Linked DNA regions of Homo sapiens: regions 1 and 2 are each linked to region 3. A link is an interaction called in ENCODE POLR2A ChIA-PET data of the cell type or tissue named here. Cell type or tissue: CD4-positive, alpha-beta T cell. All regions are shown on one strand. Each heading gives the region's core, and the rest is flanking DNA. Links, peaks and the distances in the headings are about the cores only.

Evidence for each region. Peaks named below come from ENCODE experiments on the same cell type or tissue, not always from the same donor. Only the 100,000 strongest peaks of a DNase experiment are listed, where the experiment ranks them.
Region 1: POLR2A ChIA-PET joins it to region 3 with 5 read pairs; 1 of 35 experiments calls an interaction of 5 or more read pairs at or near these places.
Region 2: POLR2A ChIA-PET joins it to region 3 with 5 read pairs; 5 of 35 experiments call an interaction of 5 or more read pairs at or near these places.

Annotation. Positions count from the first base shown.
Region 1 is chr14:21,960,685-21,970,889 of GRCh38, forward strand. It overlaps TRA and TRAV12-3. Among named protein-coding and RNA genes, the nearest start is that of OR4E1, 290 kb to the left of the region's middle. In CD4-positive, alpha-beta T cell, for the core only: no CTCF peak of the experiment used is centred there; a DNase peak (open chromatin) is centred at 4,587; H3K4me3 peaks cover 869 bases.
Region 2 is chr14:22,522,363-22,532,567 of GRCh38, forward strand. It overlaps TRA, TRAJ21, TRAJ20, TRAJ19, TRAJ18 and TRAJ17, and 6 more genes. Among named protein-coding and RNA genes, the nearest start is that of LINC02332, 30 kb to the right of the region's middle. In CD4-positive, alpha-beta T cell, for the core only: no CTCF peak of the experiment used is centred there; DNase peaks (open chromatin) are centred at 2,209 and 7,905; H3K4me3 peaks cover 8,000 bases; H3K27ac peaks cover 7,786 bases.
Region 3 is chr14:21,846,205-21,856,409 of GRCh38, forward strand. It overlaps TRA, TRAV8-2 and TRAV8-3. Among named protein-coding and RNA genes, the nearest start is that of OR4E1, 180 kb to the left of the region's middle. In CD4-positive, alpha-beta T cell, for the core only: a CTCF peak has its summit at 6,064 (motif pointing right); DNase peaks (open chromatin) are centred at 6,067 and 6,817; H3K4me3 peaks cover 7,605 bases; H3K27ac peaks cover 889 bases.

The sequences.
Region 1 (10,205 bases), core at 859-8,858, 110 kb after region 3:
GACAAAGGATTTTTATTACTTATGGCACAACAAACAGCATGAACACTGATATATTTCCATCAGTTTCTCCTTCCTTTAAGTCCTCAAAAGATGATGTAATGGGTAGTAAGGGATGCTACCCATGAAGTGGTATTATGTCACAGGTGAGGAACTCTGAGCTTAGGAAGTTCATTGCTTTTATAACAAGCACTCAGCCAGCTTGCTCTTTGTCTCAGAGGGAGACATTACCTCATCTCCCAAGGTTGCTTGCTGGCATAACTCTGAGAAGTGATCCAGGTAGAATGCTCATGTCATTACACTGTTGGCACACTCATCAAGTCACGTTTGAGTACAAGAGACTCATGGTGGACTGCCTTTCAATAATATCCACTCCATGGTCTTACACTGGGTTAGTTGCTAGAAATTTATTTTATGAGTATGCCACTTTGTCAGTCATTCTGATTTGTGTAACTGAGAGATGTCATGACTAAATGCATTACATTTGTCTCAAGTAGCATTTAATTAAGGCTACTATCAGCAGAACTCTAAGAAGCAGAATGAGACCAACATGCAGTATTAACCTTAATTATGCTTGATCCAGCCAAATGTGAGTAAGTTCCAAAGTACAGACAGCTAGCATGTAGTATTTTATCTATTATAACCCATACATGAAAGTTCAGACTGAAATGTTGGTCTTTCTTTGAATTACCACAAAGAAAAAACCCTACCATTCCCAATATAGAGATGTTATATGGCCCCTTTCCCCCGGGCATAACCCAAAATGCACAAGTTAATCAAATTTGGGATTTATTATTAAACTTGATTTGGATAAGCATTGCATCACTTTGGTTAAACTACGTGAGCAGTGTCAGTGAGTATTTGCAATATTTGCAACCTCTGTAGCCATTCATGACATAACCCAACTGTCAAGATATCAGGGGAAGCATATACATTTGTGTCAGTCAATTTGAGACAAGGTTGTGCTGATTCTTGTGTTTGTATACTTATGAAGATGGGGAATCTATATTGGAAAGCTGCCACTGATAAAATAGTCTGGGAGCCACATTCACAAGAGTTTTCCTGTTTTCTTGGGATGTGGGAGGAGATAACAAACCAATAGCAGGACACAGAGTTGCTGCTTGGCTCCAGAAGACAATATGTTTGTTTTTCTATACTTGTTCTAGCATACAAAGAGAGCATTAGACCCTCACTTCTCCCCACTGGCCAGGGTCTAAGAGTTTCTCTTGCTATGTGCTCATCATCACTAATCATCAGAGAGATATCCATCAAAACCACAGTGAGATATCATCTCACACCAGTCAGAATGGCTATTATTAAAAAATTATAAAACAACAGATACTGTTGAGACTGCAGAGAAAAGGGAACACTTATATGCTATTGATGGGAATGTAAATTAGTTCAGTGCCTGTGGATAGCAGTTTGGAGATACCCCAAAGAACATAAAACGAAGCTATCATTTTACCCAGCATTCCCATTGTTGGATATATATGCAAAGGAAAATAGATTGTTGTACCAAAAGGATACATGGCTTCTTATTATTATTGCCATGGTATTCACAATAGCAAATATGTGGAATAAAACTCTGTGCCCATTGATGGTGGATTGGATAAAGAAAATGTGGTACATATATACCATGGAATACTATGTTGCCACAGAAAAGAATGAAATAATTTCTTTGCAGCAACATGAATGGATCTGGAGGCCATTATACTAAGTGAATTAATGCAGAAATGTTAAACCAAATATCACATGTTCTTACTTATAAGTGGGAGCCAAACACAGAACCTACGTAAACATGGCAACAACTATGGATTACCAAAGGGAGCAGGAACTGGGGGGTGCATTAAATAGTACCTATCGAGTACTATGCTCACCACCTGGGTGTAATATACACATGTAACAAACCTGCACATGTACCTCTTGTACCTAAAATATAAACTAAAATATTTAAAAATAGACTCAAAATTAGCACCATTTTCAGAAGCGTTTATTTTAAGATAAATTGCTTTTAAATGAAATCTTGTTTTGCAATACTCTGAGGTTCACAAGACATATCTAGAAAATGTACTATTGCGGAAGGTGAAGACGGTGTAAAACCAGTGGGGGAGAGGTCAGTGGTTTTTCTTATTGGTTGATTATCAGAACACTGTCCTTTGGGGATATGAAAGAGTTTTATATATTCTTTAGACATAATTAGACAAACAATGGTCCATAGGGCAGGTTTGATGCTGTACAAAGTCTGTCATTTTGCTAGCACTGATATGGTTCTTGGGTCCACCACAGCATTAGATCTGTTGATGCATTTATATTATGCTTTGTTACAAATCTTGAAAAGAGGGGTGCTTCTTACAGACTTTGCTTCAGATATTAGATTTTGTTTTAGTAAATTTTCCAAGACTGTAGTGGCTGCCAGCTTGTGTTACTTTCACTTTTCCTCTGGTTTTTGTATTTACCGAGAAATGGTCATGGTTTCTGTCAAGTGCAATGTACCCTTGGAGAAAGGAATTTCAATATTAGCATCTATTCCCTCATTCTATTTCCTAGGTAGTTGTTGGTGGGAATGGGAAAGGTTAGCCTCAGCCATCTTTGGTGAATACCGATTACATGGCTCTTGAGTGGAAAAAAGCCTGCTTCATTGTTGGCCTCTTCAAGGACATGAAACACGTTGTGGAACAGAAGAGAACAGTAGTTGTCTGTCCTTGTTTATCTATAGACTCAATTGAGTTTCTTGCATAGATAGCTCCCTGATAGATTTGGTTTGCTGGTTATGTCAGGATGAACAAAACCTATAACTTTTAGAGATTGATTCCTAGGTATCAGCTTTATACAAGAAAGGCAATAAGAGGGACAGGACAAATGAACAGGCACATTGGGTTTTATTGACAGTCTAGGTACTAAAGGCAGGTTCATCTCAATTGCACCAACCCAAGCAAGAGCTGTTTTGGCACAGATGCATCATTGGTGCAAAATGGAATGACAAAGTCCAAGCTCCTCCAGTTCCTGGCCTTGTTAAAAAATATTGCTTAGGCTATGGGCTGCAACCATGTTTGTTTTGTTCAGCTAGATTTTAGGCCATTTCATCTTGGAAGACTTATTTTGAGTTATAAGAAATTTCTTTAAAAGTTGTATATAACAGAGTAGTATAGGAATATGTGGCCTGACATTAAGAAGAGCTATACAGTGTGAAATTCTCCCTGAATTGCAAGAATCTCACTCAGATTTCTATAATAGAATCTGTTATGTCTGATTTTTTAGTTCAGGAAAGTGGCTATTAGAAATAAGTGGTCTTACTGACCCAAGAGTTGCCATTTGATGGAAACTCATACACACATATATACCCCTCTGCCTTTCTCACACATACATTGACTTTGACTTTTAATATAGCTTAAAAGCTTTATTAAAAGTTTTTATTTTTAATTGATTCATAATATTTGTACATATTTATGTGGTCCATGTGATATTTTGTTAGGTGCATAGAATATACAATAATCAAGGCAGGGTGTTTAGAATATCTATTACCAAGAGCACTTATCATTTCTGTATTGAGAATATTTCAAGTCCTCACTTCTAGCTATTTTGAAAGTACAATGTGTTGTTGTTAACTTTAGTCATTCTACTCTGCTATTGAAAATTAGAACTTATTCCTTCTGTTTCTACCCACTAACCAACCTCCTTTTATTCCCCCAACCACATCCATTTCCTTCCCAGTCTCTGATAACCATCATTCTAGTCTCTGTCTCCCTGAGATCAACTCTTTTTTTTTAGCTTCCACCTATGAGTGAATTCATGCAATATTTATCTTCTTGTGCCTGGCTTATTTCATTTAACATAATGACTTCCAGTTCCATCCATGTTGCTGCAAAGGACACGATTTCATTTATTTTTATACCTGAATAGTATTCCATTGTGTAACTATACAACATTTTCTTTATCCATTCACCAGTAGATAGACACTTTGTTGATTTAATATCTTTACTATTGAGAATAGTGCTACAATAAACATGAGGAGGCAGGTATGCCTTCAAAACACTTCTTTCCTTTGGATAAATACTCAGTAGTTGGATTGCTGGATTGTATGGTAGTTCTATTACTACATTTTTGAGAAATTTCCCTACTGTTTTCCAGAGTGGCTGTACTAATTTACATTCCTACCAACAATGTTTGAGAGTTCCATTTTCTATGAATCCTCATCACATCTATTATTTTCTATATTTTTAATAATAGCGATTCTAACTGGGATAGGATGATATCTCATTGTGGTTTTGATTCGCATTTCCTTGATGATTAGTGATGTTGAGCATGTTTTAAATACCTATTGGCTATTTGTCTTCTTTTGAGAAATGTCAATTTAGATCTTCTGCCCATTTTTAAATGGGATTGTTTGACTTTTTTTTTTGCTGTTGAGTTGTTTGAGTTCCTTGTATATTCTGAATTTAACTAAAGTGTCATATTTTCACTTTTAGCAGTTCACATAACACAGGTCTGTAGTTGGAATACATCTTTGATCACTTTCATGAGTCCTCAAGATGGCAGTGTCTTCTCAGGGACCTTGAGGCAAGCTCTCATGTGCTCCTGCGGTGGGGAGGGGAGGGGATGCATGTGCACTTGCAAGTGCACACACACACATGAATAAGAGCAAGACAGAGGGAGAGATGAGGGAGGAGCTTAATGATGGAGCAGAGGTGTTAAAAAGAACATCCTTTTTCTAATTGGTAGGACAGATTTCTTTTATGATTCCTACAGCAGAAAAATGAGAAACGTTTGTTATTATTTTTTTTTCGTGTTTAAGGTTTGAATCCTCAGTGAACCAGGGCAGAAAAGAATGATGAAATCCTTGAGAGTTTTACTGGTGATCCTGTGGCTTCAGTTAAGCTGTGAGTTTTGGGCATCTCTGTAGAAACATAATGTATATTGTTTGCAATTATTGTGTATTCTAGGCCTGTGGGTAGAAACATGAGTGGTTTTTTCTCTAACAAAGGGAGACTGGGGAGAGTGGGGGGCCCATGAAAAGATGATTTAAATTCTGGGTACGAAGTGTCCCCTACCCAATCTGTCTTCTCTGTCTGACTGCTGTCTTTTTTCACAGGGGTTTGGAGCCAACAGAAGGAGGTGGAGCAGGATCCTGGACCACTCAGTGTTCCAGAGGGAGCCATTGTTTCTCTCAACTGCACTTACAGCAACAGTGCTTTTCAATACTTCATGTGGTACAGACAGTATTCCAGAAAAGGCCCTGAGTTGCTGATGTACACATACTCCAGTGGTAACAAAGAAGATGGAAGGTTTACAGCACAGGTCGATAAATCCAGCAAGTATATCTCCTTGTTCATCAGAGACTCACAGCCCAGTGATTCAGCCACCTACCTCTGTGCAATGAGCGCACAGTGCTCCCCAGACACTTGCAGTCTGTACCCAAACCTGCTGGGCCCCAGGAATGCCTGATGTAGAGCTTAGACTGCAAGGCAATGAAGTTCTATTTGTTCTCTAGATGCAAATGAAAACTAAAAGCAGTAGTATTGAAGGTTTGATTAATTTGGGACATATTTTCATAATTCTGAAAATTATTGAGACCCCAAAGGAAAATAAAAGACACCATTTGGTCTACTTGAAATATTTTCTAGTCTTCTCTTTCCACTTTAGTTTTGAAATTTTTTTTTTGCTGACTTTGTGGCTCATGTCTGTAATCTCAACACTTTTGGAGGCATAGGGAAGAGGATCACTTAAACCCAAGAATTTGAGACTAGCCTGGGCAACACAGGGAGACCTTGTCTCAAAAAAAGAAAAAAAATCGCCAAGAGTGGTGACATGCACCTGTAGTCCCAGCAACTTGGGAGGGAAGAGGTGGGAGGATTTCTTGAGTCGGAGAGGTGGAGGCTGCAATGAGCTGTGATCACAGGACTGCACTCCAGCCTGGACAATGGAGTGATACCCTGTCTCAAAAAACAAGCAAAAACAAAACACAAAACAACAACAAAACACAAATAAAATATTTTTATTGAGGTGTTATTGACACACAAAAAGGTGCACATATTCACTTTATACAGACAATATAATCGTGCCATAAACATATGTACCATTTCTAAAAATTTGCTTCCTCCCTGGTTTCTTTTTATTAAGTTATTATTGCTATACAAAAAGGTACATTTATTTAATCCATGCCCAGTCTACTTTTATGCCACATCTTTACTTTATGAGATTGGTTTTATGATTCTTTTTATCAAAGACAAGAAAATATTTCCATACAATAACAGATATGCTCTCATGGTTCCTAAGACATTTTGCTCTTTCCCCAAGGCATTTGATAGACATTGCTTTAAGAATGAAACAGCAAAGCAGAAATGCAAAGAGAAGAAAAATCATAAGCAGACTAATTTGAAAATCCGGTAAGTCATAAATTTTTTAAGTTACAGAACCCTAACTCCATCTCCAGCCTCAACTACAACATCACTCCTGAGTTATATAAGGGTACACCTGATGGACAGCTGGAAGAACTAGAGTGAGAGAGTGAGAACTGGTTGAGAAAAAGCCTAATTAGTTGCACAAACTAAAGATTAGAGAGGGTCTATGTTGCCATTTTGGGGTAAAGTTTTAATCAAATTCAAAACTCCCAGCTTGAGCCTGATGGGATAGTTTTTTGATTCCTATGTACTTGAGTGTGGCCTGGAGATGGGAAGGAGCATTGGCTGTAGTTGTAGAGTGCCTCATCTCCCCAGCAGGGCATGACAGCACAGAAGGACTTAAAATTTTTTTGAGAAGGGTCTCTAAGTATCTTAAAGAGATCCAGACACCAAGGTCCTTTGTTATGATGAGTAAAGACCTGTATGAATAAGATACCAAAGACCGTATGGAATTGAGAATGCTTCAGGAAATGTTTGTCTGGAGAGTTGGAAACACTAAACATCATATGAATATCTCCATCCCCTGACTACAAGGCACCACAGATTTGCCCTGCAGTGTATGTCAAGTATGGGGAAAGCATTTGTGGCCTGACGAAATAAGGCCTTTTAGTAGACATTACTTTGAATTACAGGCAAAATATTTGAGAATCATATTTACTGTAAAAATGAAGTTGTGGTCTGATAGGCATAACATTATTTATGTAGCCCAGAAGGTGGGAAAAGCTTGGAAATGAAGAATAAATGTTTCTGTCCAGTTTTATTGACAGTCACTGATGAAAATGATGAAGCCAAGTCAGAATTTGCTGCAACTTCTTACTCTGCAGAAGTGAAGACTCTGAACAAATATTTCCCAGTCATAGAAGAAAGATTTAAAAAGCAAGGAGGAAGAGCAAACAGTTGTGCTGGAATCAAGGTACTTAAATTTTTATTCCACTTTTATGATTTGCCTTCTGGCATCATGGCACTCTGGAAAGAACTCAGGCTGTGGTGCTGGTTTGAACATCGATTATATTACTTATGGCCTTTTTCATATTAAGCTCTACAATTATATATATTTCAGGACTGGTTTCAGGATTCCGTGAGACAAAATATTGTCTTGGGATGAGTTCCTTAAAAGCAGAGACTGCATTTGGAATTCTCTGTCTGTAATTTATTTGGGAAACCAGGTTGAGATGGGGGAAAGGCTGGACATGAGGGGGAAAGGTTGAGATGCTGGACATGGTCCAGCAGAGGTCTTGATCCAGCCTGACCTCATGGGGAGCTCTGGAGCTTGAACTGTATCACAGGGTTGATTCCTCCCACCCTGAGGCAAGGAGGCCAGACTGCTCGGACCTATTGTGGGTAAGAATAAAGTCATCATTGGTTGTGGTGTTTCTTGGGGTAGAGGTATATGCTACTGGACAATGGTGACTCTCATTGGCTAAGGTCAATTTTCTAGGGAAAGAGGCAACTGTGAGCCAAGAGTAGCCAACATTCACAGTAGCTGGGGATGGCTACACTGTCCTAGGAAAGGGGATCTAGCTTGGGGACCAGCAGTGCTCATTATTAACATGGAACTTGCCTGGTATGTGGGTAGCATTTGAGAAATAATAGACTTTGAGCAGAATAAATGATATCAGAGATTGAAGATCAACTTACTGAAATAAGGTGTGAAGACAAGATTAGAGAAAAAAGAATGAAAAGGAACGAACAATGTCTCCAAGATATATGGGACTCTGTGAAAAGACCAAACCTACGTTTGATTGGTGTACCTGAAAGTGACAGGAAGAACAGAACCAAGTTGGAAAACACACTTCAGGATATTATTCAGGAGAACGTCCCCAACTTAGCAAGACAGGCCAATATTCAAATTTAGGAAATACAGAGAACACCATTAAGACACTCCTCAAGAAGAGCAACCCCAAGACACATAATCGTCAGGTTCTCCAAGATTGAAATGAAGGAAAAAATGTTAAGGGCAGTGAAACAGAAAGGTCAGGTAACCTACAAAGGGAAGCCCATCAGACTAACAGCGGATCTCTCTGCAGATACCCTACAAGCCAGAAGATAGTGAGGGCCAATATTCGACATTCATAAAGAAAAGAATTTTTGACACAGAATTTCACATCCAGCCAAACTACGCTTCATAAGTGAGGGAGAAATAAAATCCTTTACACAGAAGTAAATGCTGAGGGATTTTGTCTCCACCAGGCCTGCCTTGCAAGAGCTTCTGGAGGAAGCACTAAATACGGAAAGGAAAAACTGGTACCAACCACTGCAAAAACACACCAAAATATAAAGACCAATGACACTATGAAGAAACTGCATCAACTAATGTGCAAAATAACCACCTAGCATCATGATGACAGGATCAAATTCACACATAACAATATTAACCTTAAGTGTAAATGGGCTAAATGCCCCAAGTAAGAGTCACAGACTGGCAAATTGGATAGAGTCAAGACCCATCGGTGTGCTGTATTCAGCAGACCCATCTCATGTGCAAAGACACACATAGGCTCAAAATAAAGGGATGAAGGAATATTTACCAAACAAATGGAAATATTTTTTAAAAAGCAGGGGTTGCAATCCTAGTTTCTGATAAAACAGACTTTAAACCAACAAAGATCAAAAAAGACAAAGAAGGGCATTACATAATGGTAAAGGGATCAATGCAACAAGAAGAGCGAAGTATCCTAAATATATATGCAACCAATACAGGAGTACCCAGATTCATAAAGCAAGTTCTTAGAGACCTACAAAGAGACTTAGACTCCCACACAATAATAGTGGCAGACTTTAACACCCCACTGTCAATATTAGACAGACCAAGAAGACAGAAAATTAACAAGTATATTAGGGACTTGAACTCAGCTCTAGACCAAGTGGACCTAATAGACATTTACAGAACTCTCCACCCCACATCAACATTCTTCTCAGCACCACATAGCATGTATTCTAAAATCAACCACATAATGGGAAGTAAACCACTCCTCAGCAAGTGCAAAAGAACAGAAATCATAACAAACAGTCTTTCAGGCCACAGTGCAATCAAATTAGAACTCAGGATTAAGAAACTCACTCAAAACCACACAACTACATGGAAATTGAACAACCTGCTCCTGAATGACTACTGGGTAAATAACAAAATTAAGGCAAAAATAAATAAGTTCTTTGAAACTAATGAGAACAAGGAGACAATATACCAGAATCTCTGGGACACAGCTAAAACAGTGGTGAGAGGGAAATTTATAGCAGTAAATGCCCACATCAGGAAGTGGGAAAGATCTAAAATCGACACTCTAACATCGCAATTAAAATAACTAGAGAAGCAAGAGCAAACAAATTCAAAAGCTAGCAGAAGACAAGAAATAACTAAGATCAGAGCAGAAATGAAGTAGATAGGGACCCAAAAAACCCTTCAAAAAATCAATGAATCCAGGAGCTGTTTTTTTTTGTAAAGATCAACAAAATAGGTGGATGACTAGCCAGACTAATAAAGAAGAAAAGAGAGAAGAATCAAATAGACATAACATGAAATGATAAAGGGGATATCACCACTGATCCCACAGAAATACAAACTACCATCAGAGAATACTATGAACACTTCTACACACAAAACAATAGGAAATCTAGAAGAAATGGATAAATGTGTGGACACATATACCCTCCGAAGACTAAACCAGGAAGAAGTAGACCAATAACACATTCTGAAATTGAGGCAGTAATTAATAGCCTACTAACCAAAAAAAGCCTATGACCACATGGATTCACAGCCAAATTCTACCAGAGGTACAAAGAAGAGCTGGTACCATTCCTTCTGAAAGTATT
Region 2 (10,205 bases), core at 1,184-9,183, 680 kb after region 3:
TGGGAACAGATTCCATAAGGGGAACCTCTGCTTCTGAAAATATTTGCACTAGGACCAGCCTACGTGCTACAAAAACTGTCTCACACCAAGTCTAGTTGGTCACTTACATTTTTAGCCTATTCTAGTAGCTATTTCTAAATAAGTCTTTAAACATAGAGGTGCCTATATTTAAGATATTTAAATGAGGCTCTATTTCTATAGCTCTCTGGTGCCCTTCCAGCAAAGCATTGCTGTAACACATTGCTTATCATTTCTACAAGTGAGAACAAGTAAGCCCCTGGCCCTCCAAAATTGCATGAGTATTATAATTACTTGGCTTAGATTGAAGTCACTTCTGTGTTACTTCTCATAACTGTGTTCATTTGTTGAGATCTGTTTAACTCCAAACTGTGTGGGCGTCTAACTGTTGGCACTAAGGTTTCTTTTCTCTTGAAATTGCCAGCAAAATATTTTACCCATAAATAATGTTTCATCTAGACTTGCAAATGACAACTAACACTGCAGGCTCTTTTTTTTTCTTTTGCTTTGTTTCTTTTTTTCTGAAGGGAATATGCAAGCAGGAAGCAAAAAAAAAAAAAAAGCCAAAATGTACAGTTTGACTGTGGGGTCTGGGAGGAGAGTGTCAATGTGGATGCTAAAATATACATGGTTGTATAATGTAGGTACTGTCACAGAGAGGCTATAGTGATCTTATTAGATCATACATACAGAGCACCACTGGTCAGCTGGCGTTGCTCGGGGTGTCCTTAAGAAAAGCTCAGGTCTAGTTGTCAAGTGCAACCCAGATTCAGATACAGAGTCTCAGAGAGAAGCTTCCAGATCACCCTGGAGCTAAATGCAGAATATGAATTTTCCCCTTAGTTAAGTCTACCTGAGGGGAATTTTCATTTATAATTAGGAAAAGAGAAAGGTAAAGAACATTTACTTGCAGTGTCCTGTTTCAAATATTGTGTGCATTGAGCACAGAGGACACAAGAATGAACCCAAGCAGAAAACTAAAGAAAAGAAATCAATAAAACCACTGAAGAAAACCAGTTGCCCTTATCTTGCCTGTCTCTGATAATGAATGTGCCTTCCCTGCTCATTCCTCACTTTGGTTCTCAAATTTTCCAGGGAATTAGCAAAGAACTGGTAGGGTTGGGTTAGTCTTGGTCTAATTTGGTTAGTCATCTCTGGATAACAAGTCTCCTTTTTAGGAAGTGCCAGGGGATTTTTTGTAATGCCAATAAACATGGTGTACAACTTCAACAAATTTTACTTTGGATCTGGGACCAAACTCAATGTAAAACCAAGTAAGTTATAGTTGCCTAGAAGAAAAAGTTACCAACACATTATGCTAAATTCTTCTTTTCAGTCTGTATTTCAGTTCTTTTATTTTGCATTTTGGGTCCCCACCCATGATATTTTATTAGTCCTTATTCATATGTCACTTGAACAGATATGTAGTAAACAAATCTCATGATCGAGTAGACATGCTGAAACTGCCAATGTTCTCAAGGTGCTATTCTTTATAAGGAAAATGCCCAAATTTTAACTGTTGCTACTGAACAAAAGAGCATTTGGATATAATTTAAAGCACCCCTGAATGTCCAGGATTTCAGAGAGGAGACATGACAAATTAAAATTATATGTATTATTTAAAGATGAAAAGAATTAGATCCTCTTGAAAATACTCTAATAACTAACATTTCTTCAACATTCGCAATATGCAAAGCACCTTTCATACCTTGACTCATCTGACCCTCCTAACAACCCTCTGGGATAGATATTACCTATCTCCGCTTCCACAGATGAGGAAACAGTGTGAAAGGTAAAACTAAAGCAAAGAGGTTGAAATAGTTACCCAAGGGCTCACCGCAGATGAGGGGCAGAGCTAGATTAAGAGCCTGGCCTGCCTGTCCCCTAGCCCACTCTCTTAACCATGGTCTTGGTGAGGTTTGTGTAGGGCGACCTCGCACTGTGGTTCTAACGACTACAAGCTCAGCTTTGGAGCCGGAACCACAGTAACTGTAAGAGCAAGTAAGTAAGAAAGAAAAGTCCAGAATAATTTTAAGCAAAATGGTGGGTAGGTTTTTCAGCAATTTCACCTAGGAAGTGCAATGTCAAGAACTAAATTCTAAGAGCTTTCCCAGTTTGTGTTAGAACCATAATTTTTCTACCTCACACGTCTCCCTCGCCTTCTCTGTCACCTCAGAACAGCTCCTCCTAAGGCATGACTTCACAATGGTACATTTGTTGGTGGCGCAGTCTTTGTGGTCAGATAAAAACTGAGCTAATTATCTGAAATTATCTCAGGTCTCTAAGTGAGAGAGTTAACTCCTTTCAAATATTTGAAGAACTACGATGTAGACCAGGTAAGGGGTGAGTGTGGAGGCCAAATCAAAACGAGCAGGTGCAAGATGTGCCCCAACCTCCCCTCAAACATTGTTGAACAAGTGGAACTGCCCTGCAGTGGAAAGGCTGCTTTGTGAAGTATGGAACTTTTCTTCCTTAGATATCTTCATGCCAGACCCCTAAGGTTAACCATGAGATGTTGCAGAAGGCACTTCTATGCCATTTTAGCTATTAGATTGAATCACCTCTGGGCTCCCTTTCAAATCTAAATGCTAAGATCCCATGACTCAAGCCTGGAGGATTAATAGGTGAGCTCAGACTTGTTTCTTCTATTTTTACTATTTTGATAGCCAAAGAAATAATTCATCAAATTATTCATAAGCTAAAGCCTACTTGGGATTTTTACACCTAGAAGATGGTGGGGTATGATTTCCCAGTGCAGTAAATGAGAAAACAATAGGAGACATCAAGGAGGAAAAAAAGAAGGAAGAGATAAAGGGAATGTCTTAAGGGAGGCTCAGAGGTTGAATGAAGGAAATGAGGTGATTTTGCAGAGGACAGATGTGGCTATCAAAGATTTTACAATTTCACCTTTGGAAAGGGATCCAAACATAATGTCACTCCAAGTAAGTGAGCAGCCTTTTGTACTCGAAAATAGGGCCAGGGGAGCAAAGTTTCTTCCAATTTAAACACACTCAAAAGGATGTGTAATTGCTTTCTGATGGGAGGGAACTCTGAAGGTAGAAAGACTATTGTTACCACAGATCACTTGTCCCTGGAGATATAGCATCTGAGGACTGACTGTCTAGCTTAGACTGCTGTCTGCACAAGAAGAAGACTTACAGATGCTTAAGGAGGATGGAGGCAAATTTTCAACCCTGTACTCCAAAGCTGAGGGGAGAGGGGATGGGAAACATTAGGGCTGGGTTCATGTAAAGGGGACCAGCATTGTGCCGACAGAGGCTCAACCCTGGGGAGGCTATACTTTGGAAGAGGAACTCAGTTGACTGTCTGGCCTGGTGAGTGAGTCGCTTTCTATTCCAGGAAAATATTACTGTGGAGAAATTAAAAGGGGAGATGAATTAACTCCTTTAGTCTTGAAACTAAAGAGATATGTGTACTTCCCCTCCTGGAGGACCCCAGTCCCTAGGTAGATTAGGACGAGGAAGCAGAGGGAGACAAAGGCGATGGAAAGTCCCTTTTAGGAACCCAGGAATCAGAGAGAACTTGATGGTCCCCACCAAAGGCAAAGAAGGGAGGTCCCACTAAAACATGTGAGCATCCTAAAACACCTGCTCTGGTCCACCCACAATATTTGGTGAAGGACATGGCCCTCCACCCAGAATGGGCAAGCAAACTAGACCAGCTTTCTAAGGTGTGTTTTTCTTGGGTCCTGTGACTCTTGGCCGTCTCCCTGTCAGAGGCTCCATCTGTCGCTGCACTCTTTCTTATTGAGAATGGCCTCTCCGTGGTTCTCTGTAAACTTTCCCCAAGAAGCCTGTTTCCATGCTTCCTCAGCACTTAGCCTCACCGATGGATGGGCTCTAGAGTAGCTGGAGGGAGTCTGGGTCTGAAACTTTCACTGAGAAAGTAAAGTTGATCCGCAGTATCCAGTGGATATGGCAGCTGGGAGGACCTAGGACTGAAGTACTCGTCCTCTCTTTGGGGCCTTTCCTGGGCACTCGATTGAATACAGAAACCCTGTTAGCAAGTGCATGCATGTATATGAGTGTGTTCATTCAGCATTTCCATTCTGAATGTATGAATAGCCTTACTCTGAAGACTCCCTGGAGCTTACAGGGCTTTCTGTTTTCAGAGAAAATTGCCTTTGTGAGACAAAAATGGCCAAGTGGGCCCCTGAATGAGGTTATGGTTGAGAGCTATTAATATTATCCTTATTCACAGAGCAAGATCCGAATTCCCAAAGCAGAGTAGACAATAACTATGTGAAGGGCTTAGACCCAAATATGTGCCCACTTGCAAGCATTCCAGCTCTATGAAGAGGATACAGTGCTAGGAGATAGGATTACCCTGCACATTGCAAACCCTCCACTTTTCCAAGACCATAGAAAATGTCCTTTGTTGAGCACCAACTGAGTGTTATTTTCTTGGTCCCTGTGGTTTTTGCTGGGCCTTAAATCATTGTGTGATCAAAGCTGCAGGCAACAAGCTAACTTTTGGAGGAGGAACCAGGGTGCTAGTTAAACCAAGTGAGTACTGGGGCTTGACCCACAATTGAGCCTTGTCATCAATTTGCAATTCAATGTGCCGTATTGGCCCAAATTAATGTCTCAAACTTGTCTTTAAAATGTTTCATGTTGCTCTTATGCATAAACATGCACTTATGTACAAATTCAGCATGGATAAAGGATATTGTCATCTTGACATTTTCTAGAATCTATTTTCTTAAGAGAAGGCACATAGTAAAAGGTACTTTTCTTATTTCTTCACATTTCTTAACTGATTTTCCCAAGAGGCAGAGGAACTTGGACGTGGCGTTTCTGTCTATTCAGAGTAGTTGATTTGAATATGGTTACAATAGCAGAGCAAGGACTTACAATTTCTAAGGTTCAAAATATTGCTGTCTGTACCAGCCTGCAGCCTCTATAACCATTATTCTGATTTATTTCCTCTGGCCCTCATTTTTCCCAATTAATGTAACTGAAATATTGGTAACCATTATCTTCCGGTTCACAGAAAGTGTGTGAGGATTAAAAAGTCGCTGCTCTGAAAAGGAATTGAGCTGGAGGGTTTTCTTTTGGGGGATTATTGTTTTGTTGATGGTATTGTCTCTTTCATTGAGGGAGAGAATAAGAAAGGAGGCATACTTGAAAGGCAAGGTAATATGATCAATACATGAACGTGTGCAAAATAAATCATTAAGGCATTCAACTAGAAGCCAAAAAACAGTATGGACCCCGGCTCAGCCACTCACTCACTAGGCAGCCATGAGAAGATCACCAAGCTCTCCCAGCCTCAGTTAACCTAAAATGTGGAGATTATTATTCCAGCCTTGACTACTTCAAAGGATGCTATGAAATTCAGATGAGATAATATATGTGAAATCTCCTTGAAAAAGATGGGTGGTCAAATGATTCATGATTTTTTTTTTTTTTTTTTTTTTTTTTTGAGACGGAGTCTCGCTCTGTCGCCCAGGCTGGAGTGCAGTGGCGGGATCTCGGCTCACTGCAAGCTCCGCCTCCCGGGTTCACGCCATTCTCCTGCCTCAGCCTCCCAAGTAGCTGGGACCACAGGCGCCCGCCACTACGCCCGGCTAATTTTTTGTATTTTTAGTAGAGACGAGGTTTCACCGTTTTAGCCGGGATGGTCTCGATCTCCTGACCTCGTGATCCGCCCGCCTCGGCCTCCCAAAGTGCTGGGATTACAGGCGTGAGCCACCGCGCCCGGCCTCATGATTTTTAATAGTTAGATTTTATGCAAAATTTCATTTGAGGGTAAACTTAAAGGTGAACAAGTTTAATGGACTTTGGCCATGGCAGAGAAATGGTTAGGTTTGGATATAAGGTGGACCTCTCTAATTATAAGAAAAAAAAGGAACATGAGAATTGGTGAACAAGACCTTCCCTGGAGATCTTCAGAAACCTGAGGTCACTCAGGAGAGAAATGTGTGAAGTTGAGAGCTTACAGTAAATGGTCTCTGAAGTTTCCCACCATTCCAAAGAGTGCGTGAGCTTAAAATTTTTCGTGAGTTTAGCTAAATATGTGCTTAGTGTTAGATTAGGTTTCAACCAAGCAAAAGAACCCTGGGAGAAGTACTCTGCTTGGAAATGAAGCATCCTTTGGTTTTTGTGGTACAATAGATCACTGTGGGTTTTCAGATGGCCAGAAGCTGCTCTTTGCAAGGGGGACCATGTTAAAGGTGGATCTTAGTAAGTATTATTACTAATGAATTCTTAATTGATTAGTTTTTGAGACAAGTAATAAGCTTTTTTGGAAATCTAAGTGGACTGCCAAATGTTCTCGATTTATCCATATTGCATGGGGAGCAGAGCATTCTTCATGCCTTCTCCATCCTCACTTCTGCCAGGTAGCAGTTTGCATTGTTAACAGGGAAGCAGAATGGAAGCTTAACAGAGAAGCAGTATGGAAGACGTCTCCTTAGCCCAGTGGTCAGTTGCATCAGAGAAGTCTGCTCTGAAATGCGAACACTTTCTCTTGCAGCTGGCAGCCCCCTGCAACCTCAGTGCCCTCCATGGCCAGGGCCAAAGCTTCCAGGTGCCCAGATAACATCCCAAAGTCACTCTGAGAGAAGAGAGAAAATCGGTCTTACTTTACCTTTTCTAACCAGGAATTTACATGGTTAGTTTTACATCTAACACTTCAGCAGGGAGAAGACATGATCTAAGTGTCCATGTGGACACTCTGTGTGACTCGGATCCAGGATCTGCTCTTTCAGCCCCTCCATTTATCGCAAAAGGGATGATGATTAATTCCTCCATGCCTAGACTTCACTTTAGACATCACCTCAGAGAGGCCTGTCTTACCCAGCCAATCTAACAAGCCATCAAACACAGCCACTGCCTGGCTGCTCTCTACCCTGTTATTTAGCCTGATTTTAATTCACACACTTTCATCACTTAACATTATACTATCTGTGTATTTATTGTTTGCCTTCTTCTAGACCGTAGACACCAGGAGGACGGGGACAGTGTCTAAGTGGCTCTCACCGTATCCCTAGTGCCGGCACAATGTCTTTACACATCGGAGGTGTTCAGTGAACAGTTACTGAGTGAATAAAGGACTTAGCACCAACTGCCGCTCTTTTTCATGAAATTACAGAGCTTTGCTATTTCATACCCAAATACTAAAACCTACTGAGATTTTTGCAAATTTCCATCATTTATAGTTATATCCAAGGTGGATTTGAGTGAGCAGGTACATGAGGTATTTGCAGGGCCTCATTTCACTGTGCCAACCAGGCAGGAACTGCTCTGATCTTTGGGAAGGGAACCACCTTATCAGTGAGTTCCAGTAAGTACCTGATAATTATTGATCATAGTGCTTGTACTTATCCTGTAGTCATATATTGCACAGGTGACCAAATGCCTCCTATTTCTTTGAGTTAAGGAATATTGACATTTGATGAGGAAAGCCATTTAAACACATGGGAAAATTGGATGTTGTCTCTCACCCCTAATACTCCAACCATAGCCCCTGTCCTATTCCATGCTCTTAAAAAAATTTTAATTGATAGAAGAAAGAAAGATTATCTACAAGGATATGAGCAATTTGCTAAACAGTGGTAAAACGAGATTATGTACAGGTGTTGATTCCTAGGTAAAAATGGGGGTCAGAGCTGCTATCCTTTGGCTAGTAAAACAAGATTACTTGGTGAAATTATGTAAATCTCCTCGAAAGAAATAAGTTTCAGAGTTGTCTAGAGAATATCACTTGGACTGTTCTCAGGCTTTCCACTACATCTATTGTACCACTATGGTGCCCTGAAAAGAGGCTTTCTCAGGCTTAATTCCATGGCTTAGTCTTTATTCCAGTATCAAAAAGGGGGAATCCCAGCCAGAGCTCCCATGAGGGAGGATAGCTGCATGCTAACCACATTAATCTATTATCAAGGTAACTCGGTCATTTTTGTCAGGCAGCACAGTGCTGTGATTTATAGCACATTCATCTTTGGGAGTGGGACAAGATTATCAGTAAAACCTGGTAAGTAGGCAATATGTCACTAAAGTAGGAGGCTTAATGTGGCTACTGAGACCCACTAAACTTACTGCAGTATTTGGAAGGCCCAAGTGTCAAGAAATTAATGGTTTATGCAGACTTAAGTGGATTCCAATGAAGGAAGAAATGTTAAAGTAATGGCACAGAGGATAGAAGAGCTAGCTGTGAAAAAAAATAGCCATGTGGATGAACCAAACGCAACAGACTGAAAGAGCCTAGAGAGTTGATCCTAAAGAAAAAGGCAGAAAGTCTGGCTGAGCACTTCCAGTTCTGCTGACCTGGCTTGATTAGTGAATCTGGGCCACAGTATCTTTATCTATAAAATGAAAACATTTAATATCACCTCAGATTTTTTGTTTTAATTTTGTGGGTACATAATAGGTGTATATATTTATTTTAAAGATAAGCTAATATATGTGAAAGTATTTTGTAAATTCTTAAATGCTATCCACATGTAAAATATTATTTGTTTATAGAACAAAAAAAAACTATGTCAGATTTAGAATTCTTTTAACATGAGAATTTGTAGGTTCTTAGTGAAATAGCCATTTACATGTGATCTGTAGCCCTAGGCATTGGTAAAAAGCACTTTCTCTTCTACTGAAATATAGTGGCTCAAATGCTACCCAAATGAAAAGGGCAGGGGAAGGGAAGTCATTTTGTAAAGGCAGGCATTACAGTGTGAATTCTGGGGGTTACCAGAAAGTTACCTTTGGAACTGGAACAAAGCTCCAAGTCATCCCAAGTGAGTCCAATTTCCTATGCTTTCCTCTTCCTTGTGTTGTCTTCTCTCAGACCGTAACATTTGGAGCACATAAAGAGATATTATGGGCCTGCTCTTTTCTGGCTGTTTCAGGAGACTGAAAAGGATTGTATAAGAACATCCTTTAGCATGTTCTTAGTATTGTTTTGTCCAGTGTGTGTTTCTTCTTAATATCAAAAAAAACTAAGACATTGCCTGTGAAGCCAATGGAAAACAGTAGATTTGCAAAGAAAAGAACTAAAGAGAAGACAAGTGGTACTTTTTACCAAGCTTAAAGCAGAGTGGGTGTCCTTTAATCAGAGGGATGCTTGGTTCTGGGGGCTGGATAGGACTCAGGTAAGTAACAAGGCTACCACTGAGTCACTGAGCTTCTAAAATGAGTTGACTCGGGGGAGCAGGAAGCTGCCACTCATGATGATCTGAATGCTATTCCGTGAAGTTTCAGATTGATTGAAGTTAAAATTAGGGGTGACACTATGTCAGGAATCTAAAAATTGATAACTGTAATGGAAATGAAAGAAGGGCTAGCTACATCTGTTGGATAAATGGAGTTGAAAATCATGAATTTGATGGCGACAGACCCAGAGAGTTGGGCAGGTAGAAACTTCATTTCAAGTGATATGCAGTAAATACCCCAAATTTGAGTCAAATGGCCTGTGTAAAAAGGAAGTGAAAATGTAACCCGTATCTCCTTGTAGGTGAAAAGGCCATATCTCTAGGTCTTAGGTATGAAAAGGATGTGTGGGCTTCTGGGTGTTTTTGACTGACTAAGAAACACTGTGGGATGGATAGCAGCTATAAATTGATCTTCGGGAGTGGGACCAGACTGCTGGTCAGGCCTGGTAAGTAAGGTGTCAGAGAGGCAACAGAAAGATTGAGGGTAAAATGTCTTCATGTCTCAGGAAATGATTGTATAATGCAAAATGAGCTGGAGTTTTTTAGGAGCACTGTTACTAGAGTTCTGATGTCTGGTTCTAGCAAAAGAACCCTAATATAGCTGTAATCCCTCTCTAGAAGGAACAAGGAAGAGGATTCTTCTCTGAAAGCTCCTCCTAAGATTTATCCATCCTCTGCCAAAGTGTCTTGTGGATCCAGGATACTTACATCTTTGTTAGCAGTGCTGGCCCAACCTGCTCAGCCTCAGATCACCTATCCCTCATTTGTAAAATGAGGATAATATTTAAGCTCATGGCACAGTTGAAGCCCAAATGAGGTAGTGGAATATATGCAGATTATTAATCCATTTGGCTCATAAATGAAGGTTTTCTTTCCTTTTCCCTAAGTAGATCATGGGTTGAAATACCTAACACTGCAAATCATTTTTGTATGGGGATTTGCTATAGTGTGAATTCAGGATACAGCACCCTCACCTTTGGGAAGGGGACTATGCTTCTAGTCTCTCCAGGTACAT
Region 3 (10,205 bases), core at 1,283-9,282:
GTGTCTCAATGGTTTTCCAAAGTCTACAACGTTGTCTTCTGTGACTAATTTCTCAGGGAAGTAAATTACTCTTCTATTTCTACATAATTCTCATTTCTCATGTATTTAAAATTAAAACCATATACTCTACGGAAGATGACGTCATCACAGATTCGGGAAGAAAGAAACACTTTCTGTTGGTTTTGATATCACATCTCTCAAATGAGAAGGAAACAGTTCACTTCCTTGGATCTGTGGTTCCACCTGTGCCCTCCAGGGGGCGACGTTGCACTAAGGAGGCATCTGTGTTCATTGCCGACCATCCTCATCCACTGAGCCTCCTCCCTGCAGCTGGCTGATGTAGCTCACTGATGTCTGTGTAGATAGGGAGCTGTGACGAGAGCAAGAGGTCAGAACACATCCAGACTCCTTAAGAGAAAGCCTTTCTGTTTTGGAAACTTTTCAAAGCCAGGGACTTGTCCAGCCCAACCTCCCCATTGCTCCTAGCTCCCGAGGCTCAGGACCCCTGGCTTCTGTCCTCCCTGCTCAGGGTCCTGCAGCGTTGCCTCTGCTCAGCCATGCTCCTGCTGCTCGTCCCAGTGCTCGAGGTGATTTTTACCCTGGGTGAGTAACATTCCATTCTTTTTCCTCCTTTTGTAAATGTGACTGTGTTGTAATTGCCTCTAAGTAGACTTCTTAGCGAAGTCAGCGCTGCTTTTGCTTACACAGCATTGGTGTTGCAGGAGGAACCAGAGCCCAGTCGGTGACCCAGCTTGACAGCCACGTCTCTGTCTCTGAAGGAACCCCGGTGCTGCTGAGGTGCAACTACTCATCTTCTTATTCACCGTCTCTCTTCTGGTATGTGCAACACCCCAACAAAGGACTCCAGCTTCTCCTGAAGTACACATCAGCGGCCACCCTGGTTAAAGGCATCAACGGTTTTGAGGCTGAATTTAAGAAGAGTGAAACCTCCTTCCACCTGACGAAACCCTCAGCCCATATGAGCGACGCGGCTGAGTACTTCTGTGTTGTGAGTGACACAGTGCTTGAGACTGCAGGAGAGCTGAACACAAGCCTCCTGAGATGCTGAGACTTTCTGTGACTCAAGAACTCGACCTTGAAGTCTGTTTTATAATATTAAATAGCAATTCCAAGTTTCTGATGCTTATTGATGTGTGCTGTATCTTTTTCATCTATTTATTTTTAAACTATCTATGACTTTAAATTTAAAGTGTGTTTCCTTTAGGTAGCTTTATATATAAGGTCTTTCTATCCACTATGTCAATCTCTGGTTTTGCACTGGCTAGTTTAGATAATTATAATTTAATGTATATTGATGAAATTGGATTTTAGTATACTATGTTATTATTGTGTTTCTGTTCCTCCCTTATTTTTTGTTGTTCTTTTTTTTTGCTGACACTTTTTGGATTATTTGAACATTTTTAACACTATTTTAATCTATGGACTTCTTTGGTTATATTTCCATATTTTTTGAGTGGTTGCTCTGGAGATTATAATACATATGACTAACTCTCCAGGGTCTTCTGTGATGTTGTACCTCTTTATGTAAAATGTAGAAATTTTTGTATAATATGTCTCTTTATTATACAATAATAATTGTCTCTTCAACAAACACTGAAGTTTGTTGTAGTCGTTCATGTATATCAAAGCTACCTATATTGGAAAGCTCACCATATAATGGTACAATTTTTGTTTTAAATAATTGTATGGACCGTATAAAACTCACTAGGAATAATAATATTTCGTATTTAACAGCTATTTACTAACTCTGGTATCCTTCCTTTGTTTCTAAAGTAAGTTTTCCTCTGACACCAGGAGATGTGTTTGAACTGATGTCATTCCCTTCAAACTTAAAAAACTCCCTTTAACATTTTTTCTAGAGTAGGTTTGCTGGTAATGGTATTTTTTAGTCATTTGTTATCTGAAGATGTCTTTATTCTTAATTTGCCCTTTATTTGTGGAAGATATTTTTACTGGGTCTGTAATTCTGTGCCAACCATTTTCCCCCCTCACTTTAAAGATACTGTTTCATTGTCTGCTGGTCTCCATGTTCTGGTTAGAAATCTATGGTCATTCAAGTAATTGTTCCCCAATGATATTAATATGTTGTTTTTCTCTAGCTGCTTCATATATATGCTATTTGTACACACACATACACGCAAGTAAAATCATATCATCTTTTGTTGTCCTCAGTATAATTATGATGTTTACATGTGGTTCCCTTTAATTTGTTCCTGTTTGGGGCTTAAATTCATAAGTTTGTCTTTCTTTGAATTTGGTAAGTTTTTGGCCATTCTTCTTTCAAATATGTTTTCTGGCGCAATCTCTTTCTCTTCTCCTTCTAGGACTCCATTAGTTACAACTTAGACTTTAGGACACTTTCCCACTAGCTCTCCATAGCTCTATTTTGTTTTCTTTCAATTTTTTTCTTGATTTTAAGGTCTGCCTCTACTCACTAGATCCCTGTAGCATTACATACCCCATGTTGTGACACCCAAATTTCTATCTAGATTTGTCAAATGTCTCCTGAGGGGAGCAAAGTCAAAATTAGTTAGGTTAGATAACCTATACTGGTCTATTTTCAAGTTTGTTATTCTTTTCTCTATCACTTTCATTTTGCTATTGAGCCCTTACTGTGACATTTTGATTTTGGATATTGTATTTCTCAGTTCTAAAATCTCCTTTTTTTTTTTTTTTTTTTTTTTTTTTGAGACGGAGTCTTGCCCTGTCACCCAGGCTGGAGTGCAATGGCATGATCTCGGCTCAGTGCAACCTCCGCTTCCCGGGTTCAAGCCATTTTCCTGTCTCAGCCTCTTGAGTACCTGGGATTACAGTTGCGTGCCACCACCCCTGGGTTTTTTTTTTTTTTTTTGGTATCTTTAGTACAGATGGGGTTTCAACGCGTTGGCCAGGCTGGTCTTGAACTCTTGGCCTCGTGATGCGCCTGCCTCGGCCTCCCAGAGTGCTGGGATTACCCATGAGCCACCATGCCTGGGCTAAATTTTCCCTTTTTTAACTTTGTGGTACATAATCAAAGAGCTACTTTAACGTCTTTTTCTATTACTTCTAGCATTTTAGTCATCTTGACCTTTCATCTGTTGATCTTTTACTTAAATATTAGTCCACTTTTCTGATCCTTTGTATGTCCAATAATTTTGAAATGCATATTAAACATTTTAAATATTAAGGGTGTAGACTCTGTTTTCTTCTTCTCCTTCTCATCCTTATTCTTCTTTACAAAGCATTCCTCTGAAGAATTTTGATGCTTTTGCTTTAGCAGGAAATCAACCTAGTTTGGTTCATACTGTAAATTTTCTCTTCCCTTTTGTGGAATTTGGTAGCTCAAAATCTCAGTTCAGTTCTCTAATCATTTGCAATGTTGGTTTGGATTTATCCAAGTCATGTGTAGCTTAGGGATTAGTGTGAAACCTGTTTGGGTGGCTCAAATATCAGGTCAGCCCTGAGCTCTCTGCTACATTGGTTTTTTTGTCCTGCATTGGTGCCACTCAGGAGGTAGTCTGAGACTGAAATAGTGGTTCAAATATCAGTTGAATAACCCAAGCTTTGTTGATCTGGTTTGAGTCAGTCCCAGGTACATGGAGCTTTGGGATTAGCCTGAGACTTGAGCTGTTTTCCATTTCTTCCTTGGGGTCTGTCTTTTCTAGCCTGGTCCACAGAGGCAGAAAGATTGTGTCTCTTTCTGCACAATCTTTTGGTCTCCTGCACAATCTTCCGCACCTCTTTTGGTCTCCTATACCATTGTTATTGCCACCCTACCATACACCAGGGGCCTTTCTAAGGGCAAAGACAAGAGAGAAAAACAGGAAAAAATATGAAATAAAAGGCTTGCACAAGTTGCTTCTCCAACGTTTGATTTTGTCTGCTTTGAGTAATTTCAGAGGCCACAGATAGTTATTTTTTTGTGTGTTTTGTTCAGTTTTCACTTGTAACCTGTAGGAGAGATGGGCTGTAGGCGTCTTAAAGCTGTCTCCTATTTTACTATGTTCCTGCATTAACTTATGGTCTACCATAATATGCATCAAGAATTGCTATTTGATATTTTCTTTTCCCACTTTTATTTTTTATTACTTCTTTCAGTCAATCTTATTCATTTTTTATATATGTACTTTTTTTTTTGTCATTAGGATTATAAGAATCATCTAATTACGGTCTTGATTCTTTGGATCTTTTTTCTCCAAACTCACGAAAGTCTTTCTTTGATGCTAGAAAATGAGCCTGTGCACTTGTTTTTAATATGAGCTTAAAGAACTATTTTCCCCAAAATATAAAATCTTCTGGATTCTGAACAATATCTGAACCCAAGAGCATAATAAGGTGTGATACGACTATCCAAAGACTATGCTTTTCCAGTACCTAAAGCAGAGCTATTTTATTTTCAATTTTCTGCTCTCTCTGTGTTTTTCATTTCTGAATTTTCACTTATTTTAAATGGACCATGCATTTTGTGATTTATTTATTTATTTATTTATTTATTTATTTTTTTGAGATGAAGTCTTGCTCTGTCGCTCGGGCTGGAGTGTAGTGGTGCGATCTCGGCTCACTGTAACCTCTGCACCCCAGGTTCAAGCAATTCTCTTGCTTCAGTCTCCCTATACTAGCTGGGATTACAGACATGCACTACCACGCCCAGCTAATTTTTGTATTTTTAGTAGAGATGGGATTTTGCCAAGTTGGTCAGGCTGGTCTGGAACTCCTGACCTTGGGTGATGCACCTGCCTCGGCCTCCTAAAGTGCTGGGATTACAGGTGTGAGCCACTGCGTCCAGCCTGGACCATGCATTTTGGTATTTTGGGGTGTGTTTGGAGACTATTCAATCTCCCTGACAATCAATGTATTTCTTCAAATGCTGTCAACATCCTCCGATGAGAGCATTCTATTTCTGATCCTATTCCTCTTCAACTATGAGATGTTGCCTCTAAATCAATAGAGAATTGAGAAATTCCTTTGCATTCTTTTAGTGCAGAGCAAAAGGCAGTATTCCAAGGCATCATACAATCCTGTCTTTTTCACTTTGAACACACTGGGATTTGCAAACACCCAGCAACTTTGAGAGACATTAAAATCATCACCAGCCTGAAAGTCAGCAGAAATTGCTCCTCATAGTTTATTTTGACTATGTTTTTCCTGCCCTGACTTTAAACTTCACTGTGATCCCATCTACTTTTGTCTTATGGAAACATGGATAAATCTATTCTTTCCAGATGATCTTTGTTTTTACTCTTTTGGATTTTGGTTTGTTCTCATTTATATTTCTATTTTTTTAGTTAGGAAGAAATTTGGTAGATATGGGATGTGAGTATATAGCATTAGGAATCTAAAGTCCACACTCAAAGTCTATGTATTTACAAAATGTCAGCCATACTCTTTCTACACAAAAAACAATCTGTACAGGCAGTAACAAATGAATCAAGAACCCAAGGAGAGAACTGGCCACATGCTCCTGGAATCAAAGAAAATAAGTATTCTGACTCTGTAAAAGATTCTCATTGGCCACAGAGAACCTGTCGAATTTCTCCTTTCTCTTGTTTTCAGAGATTGCTTGTTTGGTGTTGGTGTATTTCCTTCAGCCCTAGAGGTTTCTGTAGTTGCGTTTACCTTAGCTCTAGGGGCAAAGCCTTTCCATCCTGTGTTACACCTTGTCATTAGTCATATAGAGGCACTACTCCCATTTTAAGGGTCCCGTCTTTTACTCTATGGCCGCACAAGCATCTTCCAAGGGAAATATCTCTATCATCCTCCACCACCAACAAGGCAACTCTGAACCATCAAAAACTCATCCCGAAGCAGCTAGTCTGCGTCCAACGATTCTCAGAAACACAGCTTAATTCTGATATATTTTTAAAACCTGATTTCTCAATGAGGTAACGTATTACTCTATTTTTACATGACATCTTATTGCTAATGGACTATAGGCCTAAAACACCGTCATAGACTTGGGCAGGAAGAAACACATGGTGTGGATGTTTTGATACATCTCAGAAATTAGGAGAAACACACTAATGAGCTCTCTCTGCTAAACTGGTTCTGCACTTGGCCTCCAGAGGGCGATGCTGCACACACTGGAGCTTTTGTTTCTGTTGAAGATCAATCCACTGCTCAGTTTCTTCTTCCTGCAGCTGGTTGAGTTCTTTCCAGACAAAGACAAGTGACAAGAATTAGAGGTTTAAAAAGCAACCAGATTCATCTCAGCAGCTTTTGTAGTTTTAAATAAGCAAGGAGTTTCTCCAGCGAAACTTCCTCACACCTCTTGGTCTTGGTCTCTTCAGACACTTTCCTTCCTGTTCTCTGGAGATCTTGCAGAAAAGAGCCTGCAGTGTTTCCCTTGTTCAGCCATGCTCCTGGAGCTTATCCCACTGCTGGGGATACATTTTGTCCTGAGTGAGTAAAATTTCTTTATGGTCTCTAGTTCCACAGGTTCTGACTAGAAATGCTTGCTTTTTATACTGAGTCTGCACTGCTTTCACTGATAGTACATTGTTTTTCCAGGAACTGCCAGAGCCCAGTCAGTGACCCAGCCTGACATCCACATCACTGTCTCTGAAGGAGCCTCACTGGAGTTGAGATGTAACTATTCCTATGGGGCAACACCTTATCTCTTCTGGTATGTCCAGTCCCCCGGCCAAGGCCTCCAGCTGCTCCTGAAGTACTTTTCAGGAGACACTCTGGTTCAAGGCATTAAAGGCTTTGAGGCTGAATTTAAGAGGAGTCAATCTTCCTTCAATCTGAGGAAACCCTCTGTGCATTGGAGTGATGCTGCTGAGTACTTCTGTGCTGTGGGTGCCACAGTGCCTGGGTCTGCAGGGGGAGCTGAACACAAACTGCCTATGCTAGAGAAGTTTTCAGAGTTTCAGTATATCTCCCTGTGGTGTTTTCAAAGATCTCCTTTTTTATGATGGCGAATGAGGCAAAGAGGGCTAAGCCGACCCAGGCATTTCTATGTAATTCTGCAGTTCCTGTTATGCTCCATGTCCTGATAAATTTTGTTTCAGAAGCTTTTTGCTCATTGTAGAAACTATATAATAGGAAATAGTATTCTTGAATGATGGAAGAGATAGTATTCTTATAACAATCAAGTCCTCCATGACTTACCTTGATGTTGTCTGCATTAGGGGGTTGACCATGTGAGCTGTGACATGGCCTCAGAGAAAATTGGTTTTCATTTATAATTTCATCTGTCATCTAATCTGGAAAATAGAAGATGATTTTCTCATGTTTTTACCTTGCAAATTTGTTTTCAAGTTGGTCATTCATAGGTTATTTTTTTTAGAGTTTCTTTTTTTGCCTCTAACTGTGGTATTTATGTGTCTAAATATTTTGTCTGAGTTTAAATAACTCTATTTAGGAAGAACTGTGAGAAGTTATTAGTCAACAATAAAAGAGTCATTAGAATCATGAAGGACTTAGAAAAATGTCAGGTGATGTTAGTTCCGACAACTATTTAAGAATAGTGCAGAAGAAAAATGAAGATTAAAAATTCATCAGTGTTTCTCCAAATACTTTTTCACCGTGAGAAAAGTAGTTTCCTATTCTTTTAGTCTCAGAAATGCTGCAAATCTGTATCAGAAATTTGTGGCTATAATCCCTTTCATTTTTCTTCTAGCTACTGGCATTTCTATTCATTGCTTTCGCCCTGTTGTTATATGATTTCAGCTATTGGAATATTAAAGATGGATTCTTATAACATTTTGATAATCAATCATGTGATAAGTTTAGCAATGCCAAACTGTGCTGGAAACACTGATAAGAATTACAATGCATGGTAGAGAGTCACTGGACCCAGTATAAATTTATGACTTTCTTTTGTCTAGGATGGAAAGAACTGTTGAAGAAGCTTTTATACTTCTTGTTTGCTTGAAGCCTTGGAGGGTAGCAAGTAGTCTGGAGAAAAAGGAGAAGGAGGATGAATCTTTCCAGCTGCTACTTGGCTCACGCTATAATGTATTAGAGGGTAGGTACGTAGGAACCCTCAAATATAGAGAGAATAAGAAAATTGTGGCCAATGGTACACGTTAGCCAAATGGTGAACCAGCAGATCAGCAGTAGTTTTTAGGACCTAGTGAGATGATTATATGGGATAGATGTATTTCAATGATTGCTGGATGGGTATAAGGAAGGTAAATGGAACATTATAGATGTAAAATTATGAATAAGATATGTACTCGTGTAATGTCCCCTGCCTCAGTCCCTCCATTCTTTTCTATTTCTAAAGCACACTGTCTTCTACCTTTGATAAGATGGCTAACTTCAGGTGACTCACTGTTATCAGCTCAGCCACATTGCCCACAGGGACTGTGATGGGCACTTTATGCGAATCTTAAAGGAGGTAGGAACATAGAATTGTTTTGTTGTTGTATGTGTTTCAAATGTATGTAGAAAGTTGTATATAGAAGTCGAATAGTCCAAGGGGTGGATTGATTTATTGACTCTCAGCTCCAAATTCACCCCTTGCCTCTTCCGTGAATGTGGATCTGTACCCTTCAACTATGTTCCTTGCCAGTTGGCATAACGTTATGCTTTGCCAGTAGAGGATCAGGGAGAAAAGATTTTGATTTTTGCTTTCTGTGTGCACATGCCACAGGTTCCTGCAGCATGAGAGGCTTCTCCAGCGTCCGGCTCCTGCAGTGCACCCACACCAGGTTCCTGCGCTGTACAGTGGCCAGCAGTGTCCTCCAGCACTTCCATTTTTGCGTGGTACTGCAGAACAGAGCCTGCAGTGAGACACCTTCCTGTATCCAGCTTTCCCCATATTCATCCCTAGATTCATGAATCGGCACCCTAGATTATGGTTTTCTGGTAAGTATGAGAGGGTGAATTTCTCTGTAGAAAATTCACAGCACAACAGTGACTTCTGTGTCATCTAGTGAGACACAGTTGTGCCTTTCCCAATAAGATCTGGGTCTCACCCCTGGGGGGTGGGTCTAGGGGTCCCTTCTTGGGGTGTTGTACCCAGCCCTAGGAGTAGGGACTGCACCTTATATCTGCTATTCCTACAGGAATAGGAATAGCAGAGTTTTCTTTTCTTTGTATTACCTATTTCCTTGTTACTCTAAATCCTGTTATAATTAATAATTTTTTATATTAATATTAAATTTTCCTATAATTATAAAAAGCATTTTCTGTTCAAATTATTATATGGTCTATCTTTCCTGATTGGACCAGATTTATACATGCACCAAGGATCTCAAGCCACTGAAGAGCATCTCCCCACCCAGTCACCTGACAAATCTAGTTGCTTGCTTGTTTTATTTATTGCTCATTTGTTTTATTTATTTATGGTTTATTATTTTACTTATTTATTGTTTTACTTATATGATTACAAGAAACTTTATGCAATAAAGAATTACATTAAGAAGAATTTGGAAATATGTTTTTATATTAATGAAATTAATTTTGATTTTTCACATTTTGTGCATGTTTGACACAAAATTTTATTATACCATTGAGGCAAATTATAATTCCTTTTAAATGTATTTTAGCTTACAACACAAATTGTCTTTCATTCACTAATGAGACTGTGTCTGAAGATTTTAAATTCCAAGTCATTTTTCATTCATCTAACTCTGTTAATTATCCTTATTTTTGATTTCTTTAAAATGGAGGGAAAAGACCATGATAACTTTAAAACAATCTGAAGACAGAATACTTCTAACACCCAGAAAGTTTTTGTGTGTGCCTTTCCAGTCAACCCACCTTCTGGAGGCAACAGATGTTCATATTTCTAGTATTACAGAGACTTTAACCGTTTTAAAACTTCGAATCAATGGGATTATTCAGTAGGAACTCTCTTCTGCCTGGTTTCTTTCACTCGTCATGTTCTGGAGGTTAATCCGTGTTCATTACCGTAATTGTTGAGAAGTTTCCTATTATATGAATAAAGCACAATTTATTTATTCATTTGGCTGTGCACACCATTGGCTGATTACAGAATCTTTTAGGGATTAAAGCTTTGGTAGCATTCTTTTTTTTTTAATTAGATTCAGGGGTTACATGAGCAAGTTTGTTACATGGGTTCACTGCGTGATGTTGAGGTTTGGGCTTCTAATGATCTTGTAGTGAACGTAGTAACCTATAGATAGTTTTGCAACACTTTACCCTCCCCCCATCTCCTCCCTTTTGGAATCCCCAGTGCTTATTGTTCTCATCTTTGTGTCCTTGTGTACTCAATGTTTAACTCCCACTTATAA